5 separate regions of the Homo sapiens genome follow, and regions 2, 3, 4 and 5 are each linked to region 1. Evidence: chromatin contacts called from ENCODE Hi-C or POLR2A ChIA-PET data. All regions are on one chromosome and are shown on one strand. The core of a region is the stretch at or near the end of the contact, and the rest is flanking DNA. Distances in the headings are between cores, read along the strand shown.

Evidence for each region. A loop is a pair of places that touch in the nucleus more often than their neighbours do. ChIA-PET counts read pairs that join two places held with the same protein, here RNA polymerase II (POLR2A). Pooled maps may share reads with other maps.
Region 2: a pooled map shows a loop between it and region 1 (10-fold over the local background). The contact joins the promoter of CHTF18 here to the promoter of UQCC4 in region 1. A Hi-C loop is called at or near these places in 2 of 37 single-sample maps with no recorded cell type and 5 of 50 pooled maps. POLR2A ChIA-PET finds 5 or more read pairs at or near these places in 3 of 52 experiments (WTC11, endothelial cell of umbilical vein and naive thymus-derived CD8-positive, alpha-beta T cell).
Region 3: a loop to region 1 is called in a map of CD4-positive, alpha-beta T cell, with 6 times the contacts of the local background. The contact joins the promoter of NTHL1 here to the promoter of UQCC4 in region 1. A Hi-C loop is called at or near these places in 1 of 168 maps with a recorded cell type or tissue (CD4-positive, alpha-beta T cell), 2 of 37 single-sample maps with no recorded cell type and 11 of 50 pooled maps. POLR2A ChIA-PET finds 5 or more read pairs at or near these places in 1 of 52 experiments (MCF 10A).
Region 4: a map with no recorded cell type shows a loop between it and region 1 (19-fold over the local background). The contact joins the enhancer-like site here to the promoter of UQCC4 in region 1. A Hi-C loop is called at or near these places in 6 of 37 single-sample maps with no recorded cell type and 6 of 50 pooled maps. POLR2A ChIA-PET finds 5 or more read pairs at or near these places in 2 of 52 experiments (activated CD4-positive, alpha-beta T cell and endothelial cell of umbilical vein).
Region 5: a map of CD8-positive, alpha-beta T cell shows a loop between it and region 1 (2.9-fold over the local background). The contact joins the promoter of MSRB1 here to the promoter of UQCC4 in region 1. A Hi-C loop is called at or near these places in 2 of 168 maps with a recorded cell type or tissue (CD8-positive, alpha-beta T cell and naive thymus-derived CD4-positive, alpha-beta T cell), 7 of 37 single-sample maps with no recorded cell type and 11 of 50 pooled maps.

Annotation. Positions count from the first base shown.
Region 1 is chr16:1,419,456-1,422,028 of GRCh38, forward strand. UQCC4 (ubiquinol-cytochrome c reductase complex assembly factor 4) reads right to left here and starts at 1,292. Exons shown (of 2, transcript NM_001272051.2): 1 at 1,237-1,292; 2 at 297-1,157. The coding sequence starts at 1,268. The coding sequence ends at 791. RefSeq lists enhancers at 583-1,438, 926-995, 1,006-1,055, 1,306-1,465, 1,439-2,292 and 1 more.
Region 2 is chr16:787,370-789,942 of GRCh38, forward strand. It overlaps CHTF18 (chromosome transmission fidelity factor 18), which reads left to right and starts at 1,251. Exons shown (of 22, transcript NM_022092.3): 1 at 1,251-1,406; 2 at 1,562-1,756; 3 at 1,841-1,991; 4 at 2,178-2,346. The coding sequence starts at 1,316. RPUSD1 (RNA pseudouridine synthase domain containing 1) reads right to left here and starts at 1,012. Exons shown (of 6, transcript NM_058192.3): 1 at 887-1,012; 2 at 187-375; 3 at 1-108. The coding sequence starts at 368. RefSeq lists an enhancer at 1-285 and silencers at 735-824, 845-1,304, 1,485-1,544.
Region 3 is chr16:2,046,548-2,049,120 of GRCh38, forward strand. NTHL1 (nth like DNA glycosylase 1) reads right to left here and starts at 1,287. Exons shown (of 6, transcript NM_002528.7): 1 at 1,162-1,287. The coding sequence starts at 1,276. It overlaps TSC2 (TSC complex subunit 2), which reads left to right and starts at 1,438. Exons shown (of 42, transcript NM_000548.5): 1 at 1,438-1,518; 2 at 2,040-2,206. The coding sequence starts at 2,069. RefSeq lists enhancers at 691-1,190, 782-841, 1,292-1,381 and a silencer at 1,472-1,701.
Region 4 is chr16:805,839-808,411 of GRCh38, forward strand. No RefSeq gene overlaps it. Among named protein-coding and RNA genes, the nearest start is that of GNG13, 6.4 kb to the left of the region's middle. RefSeq lists a silencer at 1,710-1,919 and an enhancer at 2,000-2,229. Within about 2 kb of position 1,298, at least 33 of the 41 ENCODE cell types and tissues checked have a DNase peak (open chromatin) inside an H3K27ac peak, as active enhancers do; they include endothelial cell of umbilical vein, where a contact is called at or near this core.
Region 5 is chr16:1,941,915-1,944,487 of GRCh38, forward strand. It overlaps MSRB1 (methionine sulfoxide reductase B1), which reads right to left and starts at 1,285. Exons shown (of 4, transcript NM_016332.4): 1 at 1,188-1,285. The coding sequence starts at 1,242. RPL3L (ribosomal protein L3 like) reads right to left here. Exons shown (of 10, transcript NM_005061.3): 10 at 2,060-2,573. It overlaps LOC124903625 (a long non-coding RNA gene), which reads left to right and starts at 880. Exons shown (of 2, transcript XR_007064940.1): 1 at 880-967; 2 at 1,071-2,573. RefSeq lists an enhancer at 1-74 and a silencer at 1,259-1,758.

The DNA.
Region 1 (2,573 bases), core at 42-2,541:
GCCCGCCACCACGCCCGGCTAATTTTTTGTATTTTTTAGTAGACACAGGGTTTCACCGTGTTGGCCAGGATGGTCTCGATCTCCTGACCTCGTGATCCGCCCGCCTCAGCCTCCCAAAGTGCTGGGATTACAGGCGTCAGCCACCGCGCCCGACCGGAAAAGGAAACTTTTAAAAATAGCTGCTGGTGCAACTAACTTACGTGCTCTGGTAAACAAGAAGAGATTAAAATAAAAAACAATAGCTGCCCAAATACCCCCTTTTTAAAAACTAGATGCAAAAAAAGGGAATCATCTAATCCCATATTATAAAATTAAAATTTATTTTCATTTGTTGTTGTGTAAAACTCACATGTGGAAGTGTTCCTTGCACAGGCCGCAGCATGCAATACAGTTTCACACTTCTGCCAGATATTCTATCTCAGAAAGCAAATTACCTGCAAACTAACACTGGATGACAAGTGTCACCAGAAGTGCTTTGGAAACATGATTATGTTATACAAAGACTTGGCAAATCCAACAGCATACAGTGCAACTGAAACCTTCCCCAAGGATCTGAGAAGTCTTGCCGATGGAATCCTTGGACATCAAGAGCCAGGCGAGGAGCAGTTTCCGATCTGCTGAGATTCTGCTCCGCCTTCACGCGAATCAGCATAGCCAAGTGCCCCATCCACCAGCCAAGTCCTTCAGTGCTGAGGACGCACGCATAGCCAGGACAGTCACGGGCAAACGTGACATCAAATCCGAAGGGCGGCTGTCGGCTCCCTTCCTGCCAGCCCCAGCGGGCACCCCGTCAAGTTCTCGCTCTGTAGGCAGCTGGAGTCTCAGGCTCCTCAGAACGATCACTGGGCTCTGGCACCTCTCCCCACACCTGTCTCAACCACTGGTCCGCCTCGCTCTCCTCCCTCAGGTAGCACCAGATGATCAGCGCCACGAGGAAGCAGCTGAGGGGCAGCACCTTCCACCAGGGCCGCTGATGTCCCTTTCCCATGGTATGGCCCACCGACCAGCGGTGAGGGTTGGCTTTGCTGGAGGAAAACTCAATGGGGCGGTCAGGGTCGTCCTCTTCCTCGGCGGCAGGGTGGGCCCGATCCCGGGAACCGGGCAACGGATGAAGGCTTCGGGAAGCCCAGCCTATGAGCCTCAGCGCCCGGACGGCCCTGGAAGAGAGAGAGCAGTAAGCGCTCCGCCCGCCCGCCGGTGTCTGCCCTCGGCCCTCCGAGACCTTGAGGAGCTCACCCGGCCGCCGGGGCACACAAGACACGATTCATTGCTGCCTTGACTCCTCGACTGACGCCTTGGCGCGCCGTGATAGCGTCACTTCCGTCGCCGGAAACCGGAAACCGGGCGCCATACCAGGCCTCCGCTCACGACTACAGAACGTGGTCCCAGTAGCGCAGCGGAAATGACGTTCGGCTGCGAAGAGCTCTTTCCGTCGCAGGCCCGGAGTGCGCGATGGCATGCCGGGAAATGTAGTTCTCCGTCCCTTTCGAATAGGACCGACACCCCGGTCCCTGGCCCCGAAGAGAGGCGGGCGCCGCGGGGGCGGACGTTGTCCTCAGAGAGTTGTCTGAGTTTGCCTCGGAGCAGTTCTGAACCGTCATGAAGGTGCGCGGGGCCTGGTTGGGGATCCGCGCCCTCAGCCCTGCCCGCCTGCCCTGGGCTGGGCGCCCGCACCTCTCTGCCGGCTTCCCCGAAGGCCGTGGCACCGCCCTATTTTTTTTTTTTTTTTTTTTCCGTTTAGTTCTTTTCGTGAGACAGGGACTCTCTCTGTCGCCCAGGCTGGAGTGCAGTGGCGCGATCTCACGTCACTGCGGCCTCTGAAACCGCCTTTGCAAAAATTATCACTGAGGAAATGACAGTGGAAGAGATGAGACCTAAGGGGCTCCGTCGTGCTTCCCACCCTTAAGCTGTCCTGGTTCATTCCTGGGCGTGGGCAGAGCTAACTTTGGGAAGGATTTCAGTTCATGGTTTCACTCTGAATCAAAGTCAACAGCCCTTTCCAGAAAAAACCCCCGTCTTGCCTGAAGACCAGTCTGCCTTTGCAGGACTAATAAATCAGCTGCAAAATTAGAAATTGGCCGGGCGCCGTGGCTCACGCCTGTAATCCCAGCACTTTGGGAGGCCGAGGCGGGCAGATCATGAGGTCAGGAGATCGAGACCATCCTGGCTAATACGATGAAACCCTGTCTCTACTAAAAATACAAAAAATTAGCCGGGCGTGGTGGCGGGCGCCTGTAGTCCCAGCTACTCGGGAGGCTGAGGCAGGAGAATCGCTTGAACCTGGGAGGCAGAGGTTGCAGTGAGCCGAGATGGAGCCACTGTACTCCAGCCTGGGCGACAGAGCGAGGCTCAGTCTGAAAAAAAAAAAGAGTCTGAACCTCCCCAAATTGCTCCTGGGGATAACATCACTATTGTAAAATCTAAGATCAGGCCGGGTGTGGTGGCTCACGCCTGTAATCCCAGCACTTTGGGAGGCCAAGTCGGGTGGATCACGAGGTCAGGAGTTTGAGACCAGCCTGGCCAGTATGGTGAAACCCTGTCTCTACTAAAAATACAAAAAGTAGCCTGGGGTG
Region 2 (2,573 bases), core at 1-2,500, 630 kb before region 1:
TTGGTCACGCGCCGCTCCTTGAAGCACCTGTACGCGCTGCCGGCGGCTGCCTTGTTTAGGGCCACGCACAGCGCCCCGCTGGTGGAGAAATCCAGCTGGTGGCAGAACCTGGAGTGGGACAGAGTCCAGAGTCTGAGCCACTTTCCTCCACAGACGCCACCGTGGGGCTCCGGCCGCCCCCCCTACCTGAACCCGTAGCAGGTGTCAGGGTCGGCCAGCTCGGGAAAGCGGTACCGCAGCTGCTTCTGCAGGGTCAGAGTCTCCCGCCACGCCTTGCTGTCAATGCGAACGTCCCAGTGCTTGTTGACCACCAGGAAGTCGCGGCTCCGGTACACGATGGACAGGTTCTCCACGCTGCCTGGCTCCATGGCCGGCCTGCCGAGCCACGCGTGGGTGCGTGTGCTGTGAGCACGTGGTGCGCCCCCAGCCCAGCATACAGAGGTACCCGCACCGCCCCACCCGGGCTCCGGTGCGAAGCCACCGAGCCGGGTCCGCAGCCCTACTGTGCACCTGCATCCTCAGTCCCCGAGATCAGTCCCCAGGGCGTCAGCTGGGGAGTCAAGGAGTCAGCCTGCTCCGGGCTGACCTGAAGGGCCCTGCCTGACCTAAGCCTGGAGAAAGAGCCCGTTCCAAACCTGCCCCACAGATCCTCCCCACAGACCCTCCCCTCCAGGGGATGCACGTGAATGCCTCTGCCCGACGGTGGGGGCGGGGAGGGGCTGCAGCACTACCAGGCCCGGCAGCCAGGTCTGCCCGCAGCGCGGGTTAGGGCTGGGGCCTCCTCGCTCCCCGCAGTCCGCGCAGACCCGCGCCCCGCACAGGCCCGGTGGGCAGGCCGACCCTGGCTCCGAGCCCCTCCCGCGCCCACGCCCACGCCAAGACCAACCTGCTGCCGGGCCGTGCAGTCCAGGCCCCCGATGCCGTGCCCGGCGCCGGCTCCAGCCGCGCGCCCGCGCGCTGGCGACCCAGAGACCCTGGAAGCTCCGCTCCGGACGCCTGGCAGCGCTTCCGCCCTGCACCGCTGCGCGCGCAGCCCCGCCCCCCCCCCCGGCCCGCCCCCGGCCCGCCCCCGCCGCGGAAGGGCGGCTGCGGCGGCCAATGGCGAGCTCCCCAGGACAGGACGCGGGGGCTGCGGAGCAGGAACTCGCCCCGCCCACCCCTCGCGCAGCCCCGCCTCCGCCACGCCAACCAATGGCGCGCGCCGCCGGGCACGCCGGCTGCTGATTGGCGGCGCCCGGCACGCTCGGGGCGGGCAGTGCGCGACGGCGGCGGCGGCGCGGGAGGTTCGGAGCGGGAGCTCGGGCTCGCGGACGGTATGGAGGACTACGAGCAGGAGCTGTGCGGCGTCGAGGATGATTTCCACAACCAGTTCGCGGCCGAGCTGGAGGTGCTGGCAGAGCTGGAAGGTGGGGCGCGGCCCCCGGCCGTTGGGGAGGAGCTGCGAAAGCCGGGACAGTGGCGACCTCGGGGAGGGCGTGCCGGGGGCCGAAGGGGCCTCCACGTCGCCGCTGGCGGGATCTGCTGTCTCGGGGCGGCCGCTGACAATCTCCTCTCCCAGCAGGGGCGTCGACTCCGTCGCCCTCCGGGGTCCCCCTGTTCACCGCGGGCCGACCCCCGCGGACGTTCGAGGAGGCCCTTGCCAGAGGGGACGCGGCCTCCAGTCCCGCCCCAGCCGCATCTGTGGGCAGCAGCCAGGGCGGCGCCAGGAAGAGGCAGGTGGACGCCGACCTGCAGCCGGCCGGGTCCCTGCCCCACGGTAGGTTGGCGGCATTGCCCCAGGGCCTCCGGAGTGGGCGCGAGGCTGAGGAGGCCTCTGGTTCCCTGCATGTGTCTCCCCCAGCCCCCAGGATCAAACGGCCTAGGCTGCAGGTGGTCAAGAGGCTGAACTTCAGATCGGAGGAGATGGAGGAGCCGCCCCCTCCCGACTCCTCGCCGACGGACATCACCCCGCCGCCGAGCCCTGAGGACCTCGCAGAGCTTTGGGGCCACGGGTGTGTGGCTTGGACATGGGCGTCCCATCCCATCTGTCCAGTGGGACTCAGATGGAGCCCATCCCGTGCCCTGGATGAGGCCTGGGGGGTGGGGAGGGTTCCATGGCTGAGAGCAGTCTCGGACACCCATATCCAAGGGTGACCCCACGCTTGAGTTTCTGCCACTGAGCCCCGGTCTCTCTCCAGAGTCTCAGAAGCTGCTGCCGACGTGGGTCTCACACGGGCCTCACCAGCTGCCCGCAATCCCGTCCTGAGGCGGCCCCCCATCTTGGAGGACTACGTCCACGTGACATCCACGGAGGGCGTCCGGGCTTATCTGGTGCTGCGTGCTGACCCCATGGCCCCGGGGGTGCAGGTGCGTGGCTGTGGCCTTCCTGCACGGTGGGTGGGCCAGTGCTGCTCAGGAAAGGGTCCTTGGAGCCCCTCACCCCTGCCATTTGCTTAAAGCGGGTCCTGTGCAGAGCCCCAGGGGTGCAGAGGGGGAGGCTGCGTCATGGGGCGTAGACTTAGAGGACACAGCCTCCCCACAGCAGGTTGCTGTCCAGCCTGTTTGTATGGCCTCGGGTGGAGAGGGCCTCCTTG
Region 3 (2,573 bases), core at 37-2,536, 630 kb after region 1:
CTGACAAGGTCCATGTTAGCTCATGAGGACTCTAGCAACAGCCTGTACCAAGGTGCCCCCAATACATCTTCTATACTGCACCAGAGACAGTCTGCTAACACCCACATCAGGTTGTGTCACTCCCTTTTAAAAAATCCTGGCCGGCCGGGCGCGGTGGATCAAGCCTGTAATCCCAGCACTTTGGGAGGCCGAGGTGGGTGGATCACTTGAGGTCAGGAGTTCAAGACCAGCCTGGCCAATATGGCAAAACCCCATCTCTACTAAAAATACAAAAGTTAGCCGGGTGTGGTGGCAGGGGCCTATAGTCTCAGCTACTTGGGAGGCTGAGGCAGGAGAACTGCTTGAACCTGGGGGGCGGAGGTTGCAGTGAGCTGAGATCACAACACTCCACTACAGCCTGGGTGACAGAGCAAGACCCGATCTCAAAACAAACAACAAAACCTCCTAATTGACTTCCGTTTACTGTCATAATAAACTCCAAACTCTATCCTGGCATCAAAGCTCCTGCCACCCTGGCTGGCATCACCACCTGCCTGCTCCCAGCTGCACCAGTTCCTCCTGACATAGTCTGGACTACCCCTGGGGTCCCTGGGTGCCTATGGGAATCCAGCTCTGGCCAATTCTGCAGAAGTCCCAGCGGGACTAGCGCAGAGGCCCTGTCCGTGTCCCTCACTGCTCACTGCAGTGCTTGGCCCCCAGCAGGTCCTCAACGGCTGCAGGATAAATATAATAAGTGCCATGCCCTTTCCTGTTTTCCCTCAGAGGCACCCTCCCCCGAGCTGGGGGAGCAGGCTTCTGGCTGCGTGTGTCCTTGGCACCCAGCCTCTCCGAGGACAGCAAGTTCACTGCAGGAGGGCGGGGATGGGACCCACAGAGCCTGGAGTGGAGAGTCCCGGACAGAGTGGTGGGAAAGGAAGCGTTTTCTTGCTTGGGGCGAAAGGGGGCAGCGGAGCGGAGCGCCCGAAACCCAGCCCCTGCGGACCGCAATCTTTGGGAAAAAGGCGCAAGGTGGGAACGCAGGGCCGCACGTGGGAACCGTTCGCGGCTGCCGGGTTTGCAGCCCCTGCCCGCGCAGCTGGGAGCCGCAGGAGGCGGCCCGGGACTCCAGCCTGCAGCCCCTATCCCGCCTCCTCCCACGCTCCAGCCACGGCGCGGCGCTACCTGCTGCAGCCTCTCTTCTCCGGAGAGGCCCGGGCTCCTCCCTACACCCCCGCGGCCCAGCCCCGGGTCCCAGGCTCCGGCTCCGGGTCAGCATCCTCGCGCTCAAGGCGGTCATGCCGGACTCCTGCGGACTACACATCCCGGCGGCCCATGCGGCCCCGTCACGTGATGCAAGGATCGCCGGCCTTTCCGCCAGAGGGCGGCACAGAACTACAACTCCCAGCAAGCTCCCAAGGCGGCCCTCCGCGCAATGCCGCTACCGGAAGTGCGGGTCGCGCTTCCGGCGGCGTCCCGGGGCCAGGGGGGTGCGCCTTTCTCCGCGTCGGGGCGGCCCGGAGCGCGGTGGCGCGGCGCGGGGTAAGTGGCGGTCCCCACGGGGCAAGTGGCGGTCCCCACGGGGCAGCGGCCTAGAGAGGCGGACCCCGCAGTGTCCGGGTCCCGGGCCCTCACCCGCGCCCACTGCAACCCGACTCCGGAGCTCCGAGCATCCCTTAGTTTTAAGTCATGGCGGGTGCGAACGGGTCTCTGCTGCAGGCGGCTCCGTGACAGCTCCTGCTTCACATGGGTAGAGGAGAGACGGCAAACGTCGGGGCTCCCAGGACTTCGCGGCGGCAGTCCTAACCCGTGCACTGAGTCGGGCGGGGCGGGCGGCAGCGTCTGAGTAGAGAGCTCTCTAGACCAGGCCTGGTGTCTCCCGGGCTTTCCTAGGTGCCTGTTTGCGAGCTGGTCAGCTGGGCTGTAGTTGAGTTCTCCCAGGGAGTGTGGGAGGAAAGGTTATGCCCACCAGAGACCCAGGGTCCTGACGGCTGGAGGTCCGCAGTGGGGAAGGTGGGCAGAGGTGTTGCTCAGATGTCCCCATTCCTGTTTCGTTTGCACAGAGGGGTTTTCTGGTGCGTCCTGGTCCACCATGGCCAAACCAACAAGCAAAGATTCAGGCTTGAAGGAGAAGTTTAAGATTCTGTTGGGACTGGGAACACCGAGGCCAAATCCCAGGTCTGCAGAGGGTAAACAGACGGAGTTTATCATCACCGCGGAAATACTGAGAGTGAGTGAGCTACCTGTGTCTTTGCTAGGCTAGAGGGAAATGCAGAGAAGGCTGGGTTTGGTCTTGCACCAGGTTCTGTGGGAGACGGGTTGCTGGCAACTGTCTACACAGGAATGCTGTCTCCAGTACTTGGAGGCCGACATGTCCTTCCTCAGGAGACTTCGAAAGTCAGGATCTTGGTGACCTGGTTCAGGCACACTTGAGTTACTATTCAGATGTTGATGAAAGAAAGCCCATCTTATAGATGAGGCCTGAGTATCATCATCTTCACAGGTAAGGATATGTCCAGGTGTTACATGATAAGATGTGAGTTCCTGGGAGAAGTAGGTTCTTTATTTTATTTTTTTTTTGAGACTGAGTCTTGCTC
Region 4 (2,573 bases), core at 48-2,547, 610 kb before region 1:
CCCACCCCCAACCCCTGGGGCCCAGAGCAGCCCCAGAACAGACACAAGCATCCCAAAAAGGGGGTCACTGGGGTAGATGCACACATCTGGGGACCCTGTGTGTCATCCCAAGTGGGCCATAGCCCTGGGCATCTGGTCTTAGGTCCCAGGGCTTTGCCAGCAGAAGCCTCCAGGTGTGCAGGGTCTGTGCTAGAGGCCTCCAACCGGCCACCATGGGCTGTCCACCCGTGTGGCAGCACCCGGGTCCCTGCAGCGCCTGAGACTCCTCGCACTCAGTGGACAGCAGAGCGCCCCTGAGCAGCCTCGGTATCTGCAGATGCACAAGGCTGGCTGGGGCAGAAGCAGGGGAGGGAGGGGCTCTGAGGAAGGCGCCTGCGTCCCCACAGATCAATCACTTGATGTTTGACATGACCTGCAAACGTTTTATTTGCAAAATACAGAGAGTAGACGACAGGAAGTAGCGGCTTACACCTGTAATCCCAGCACTTATGGAGGCCAAGGCGGGAGGATCCCTTGAGCTCAGGAGTTGGAGACCAGCCTGGACAACAAAGTGAGACCCTGTCTCTACAAAAAAATACAAAAATTAGCTGGGTGTGGTGGTGCGCACCTGTGGTCCCAGCTATTGGAGAGGCTGAGGTGGGAGGATTGCTTGAGCCTGGGAGGTGGAAGCTGCAGTGAGCTGAGATAATGTCACTGCACTCCAGCCTGGGCAACAGAGTGAGACTCTGTCTCAAAAAAAGTTGAGGCCGGGCATGGTGGCTCACATATGTAATCCCAGCACTTTGGGAGGCCAAAGTGGGCAGACCACCTGGCCAACATGGTGGAAACCTGTCTCTACTAAAAATACAAAAATTAGCCAGGGGTGGTGGCCTGCGCGCCTGTAGTCCCAGTTACTCGGGAGGCTGAGGCAGGAGAATCACTTGAACCCAGGAGGTGGAGGTTGCAGTGAGCCGAGATCATGCCATTGCACTCCAGCCTGGGCAACAGAGGGAGACTCCATCTCAAAAAAAAAAAAAAAAAAAAAAAAAAAATGTTTGGGCCGGGGGCGGTGGCTCACGCCTGCAATCTCAGCACTTTGGGAGGCGGAGGCAGGCGGATCACGAGGTCAGGAGGTTGAGACCATCCTGGCCAACACGGTGAAACCCTGTCTCTACTAAAAAAAATATACAAAAAAATTAGCCAGGTGTGGTGGCGGGCGCCTCTAGTCCCAGGTACTCGGGAGGCTGAGGCAGGAGAATGGCGAGAACCCGGGAGGCGGAGCTTGCAGTGAGCCGTGATCGCGCCGCTACACTCCAGCTTGGGTGACAGAGCGAGACTCCGTCTCAAAAAACAAAACAAAACAAAACAAAACAAAAACAAGTTTGGAGCCACGCGGCCACAAGCCTCTTAAGGACGCCTGGAGCTCCCAGAGCCCCCAGGAGCTCAAAGAGGCAGGAAGGGTCCTCCCTATAGCCTCTGGAGGGATCGTGGCCCCCATTACCTTTTCAAAATGTCACCTCTCCCCGCGGTGTGACCCTCGAAAGCTAGACGTGCCCAGGAGGCAGCAGCCCAGGCCCCGCACCTTCCCTCCCGCTCCCTCTGGCCGCCGGGCCTCAGCCAGCGCTGCTCCCTGACCCGCCTGTGCCCTCGCCAGGGCCCCTCGCCGCCGCCTCCTGCCGCCTCCCGATATGGCCAAACACCCGGGCGCGAGCCCCGCGTGCAGGCGCCGGGCCTGGGCCCCTGTGGCCGTCCCGCCAGCGGCCGTCTTCTGTCCCTGCATTTAGAGAAGGGGGATGGCAAAGGGACCCGCCAGCGGATCCCTCTTACAGGTGGGGAAACTGAGGTAAGACGGTCAGGGCTGGCCCCAGGGCGTGGCGGGCCCTCGGGGCAGTCGCCCAGACCACCCGGACGGCCCCGCTCGCAGCCTTCGCCCGCCCCGGCCAACTTTTCAACCGACCGTCGCGCGCCGTTTACTTCCGCCTTGGGAGATAATTTCCGGGTCCCGGCAGGAAAGGGTCAGCCGCGCACGGTGGCCGCCCGCGTGACGTCAGCGCTCGTCGCAGCCATCTTGGCTCCTGGCAGCGGCTGCCCAGGCCTCGGTCGTGGGCTGGGCGGCCATGTTGGAGTCGGGCAGGGCTCTCATATCCGGTCACTCTCCACTGGCGATGATCGATTGCATTTGACGGACGCGACGCTGGTCGAGAGTCGCTCGCGTTGCTCGACGTTTTCTGCAACTCCAGGACCGTAAAATATCTCGAAGACGGCGAAAGTCGCAGACCCCTGCAGAATCAGATGATCCAGAAGGATGCCCGCTGTCTTTTTGGTCCATTTCAGTTGTAAACCAAGAAGTAGCCGGGACAGGCCTCGGTGGGCTTCGGAGCGTGGCTCGGCAAGGTCGAGGTCGCGCCTGGGGGGACAGGTCGATGCCTTTCTCCAGAGATGGTTTTGAGGCCTCCGTATTTAAAGGGGGAAAGCGGGCTGCGGGGTAAGGAAGGCTCCGGTCCTGTTTCTGAGCCCACGGTGGGAAGAGAAAAGGAGGGGCGGGGGGTGGGGGGCTGGGGTCGCCGATGATGCGTCCGCAAGATGAGGGCAAT
Region 5 (2,573 bases), core at 35-2,534, 520 kb after region 1:
CCCAGAGAAAAGGCCTCCAGGCCACACAGGAGCCCAGGAAGAAAGAGGGCTGGGGACAACAGATTTCAGCCTACCCACAAAGGATCCCTTTGGAGTGGAGGGGGTGGGAAAGTTGCAAAACTGACTTGCAGAACTGTTTTAAGGACTGAAAACAGGAACCTCCAGGGGTGCTGAGTCACCTCTCACCCATCACCTGGGGACAGCCTCCCCTGGAGACTGTAAACTACCCAGCCTTTTCCAGGAACTGGAGAAAAAAGCAAAGAGAAGCCAGCAGCTGCTGTGGAAGTGGAGTTTCTGGCTTGGCAGAGCAGCCTGAGGACAACTGGGATCTAAAGCCAGAGAGTCTTGCTGGGGGAGGCTTTGCCGGGATGGTCCTGTGTCACAGCCCAACCCGCTACAGGGGTGCCACCCAGCAGATCCGCCCAAGGAGACCAGTGCACTCAGACTTGCCTGTGGATGTGTTTTTACCAAATTAGTCCACTACCAGGCGAGCCCAGCCCAGAAGGGATTCATCAGGGCCAGTGTGGAGGGCTGGCCATGCCCCAAACCACCCCATCCTGCCTGCCTGGTCAAACTTCACGGGCTGTTGGCAGGTGCCTGGTGGCACTCCTGGTTCCCCAATTTGGAGTCCCTGGGCAGGTGGGGAGGCACCTGGGCCGGCACATTAGGATCTGAAGGGGACATTCTATGCTTGCCAGACTCCTCCCAGAGATCCCGGACTCGGGGGAATGGGAAGGGCCAGGGTAACACCTGCGGGATGACCCGCGAAGGGGCGCCCCGGCCACAGGAGCTGGCCCTGGACAAGAACCTGGCCTCTCCGAAGCCCCGACCCTAACCCGAATTCCCCCAGCGCCATCACTTTGGAGTGTAGGGGGTAGGGAAGGGGTACCACCCCCACGTATCCCGATCCCTTAGACCCACCCCCGAAACGGCACGTTCACACTCGAGGCCTGCCCCCTCCAGGACGGTGAGCCCCAAGGCCCCCTCTCCTCGGGTACCCCACTCTCCTCGCCCCCAGGCTCCCCACTCCTCCGCAGTCCTTTTGACCCCTGTTCGCTTCTCCCCGGCAGCCACATTCGCCCCCATTCCCGGCTTGGGAGAGACATCACCCCCGGACGACGGCGGCGCCCCCGCTAATGCGCGCCCCCCGCCGCGCTGCCCTCCCAGCGAGAGGCCGCAGGACCAACCAGGTTCAAAGTGATTCTGGAAAACCTCGCCCCCGAAGAAGCTGCAGAACGACATGGCGCCACCGGAACCGCAGCGCGCTTGCCGCTGCCAACTGACCAAAGGCTGCCGACCCGACGACCGCCGGTACCCGCGTCCACCTCCCCGCCCCTCCCGAGGACCAATCGCTCCCCGGAGGGCGAATCCCGGCTTCCGCCTCCGGGAGGCCCCGCCCCTCCTCAGGGCTGGTCCAATACGATCTTCCCAGCTGGCCCCGCCCACGTTGACTCCTTGGGACCACTCCTGGGCCACTTCCCCAAGGCCCCGCCCCCCGGTGCCAGTCCAATCGCATCTCCCCAGCAGGCCCCGCCCATGGAAACTCCCAGGGACCACCCCTAGGCCGCTTCCCCAAGGCCCCGCCCCTGCCGCCCCTCGCGCCCTGGTGGCTAGGGGCGCACATGGGGCCTGGCCAGGTGGGCGACGGCGCGAATCCGTAGGGTCGTGTCCCCCCAGTCCAGTCCCTGGTACTAAGCCCGGAGCTGCCGGAGGTCATGCAGCCTTTCCGCGCCCAGGTGAAACCGCCTTTGCAAAATGATGACTGAAACAGTGAAAGAGATCTAACTCAGCCGACTCTATCTTGCTTCTAACCTCCAAGCTGTCCTTATTCATCCCTGCTGGTAGGTTGAAATAACTTTGGGAGAAACTCAGTTTATAGTTTTTTGTTTTTTTCTTTCTTTCTTTCTTTCTTTTGAGACGGAGTCTTACTCTGTTTCCAGGCTGGAGTGCAGTAGCGCGATCTCAGCTCACTGCAACCTCCAACTCGCTGGTTCAAGCAATTCTCCTGCCTCAGCCTCCCGAGTAGATGGGATTACAATCATGCGCCACCACGCCCAGCTAATTTTGTATTTTTAATAGAGACGAGGTTTCTCGATGTTGGCCAGGCTGGTCTTGAACTCCCGACCTCAGGTGATCCGCCCATCTTGGCCTCCCAAAGTGCTGGGATTACAGGCGTGAGCCACCGCGCCCAGCCAGTTTATAGTTTAAAACAAAGACAGTAACAGCCCTTTCCCAAAGCAGACCACCTCCTTGCCTGGGGACTAGATTGCATTTTTAGGACTAACATTAGCCACAATATTGGGAATTATGGTTTAGGAGTCGTGCATCTGGAGGCTACAAGATTCTGACCCTCCCTAAGCTGCCCCTAAGATCAGTGCTTGAGATATTTTGCCGACCCTGCAACTTGATGGATCTGCTGGCACCAACCAGATTGATAAACTGGCTCATCTGATCTTGTGGCCACCACCCAGGAGCTGACTCAGCGCAAGAAGACAGCTGACTCCCTGTGATTTCCTCCCTGACCAATCGGCTCTCCTGGCTCACTGGCTCTCCCCACCCGCCAAGTTATCCTT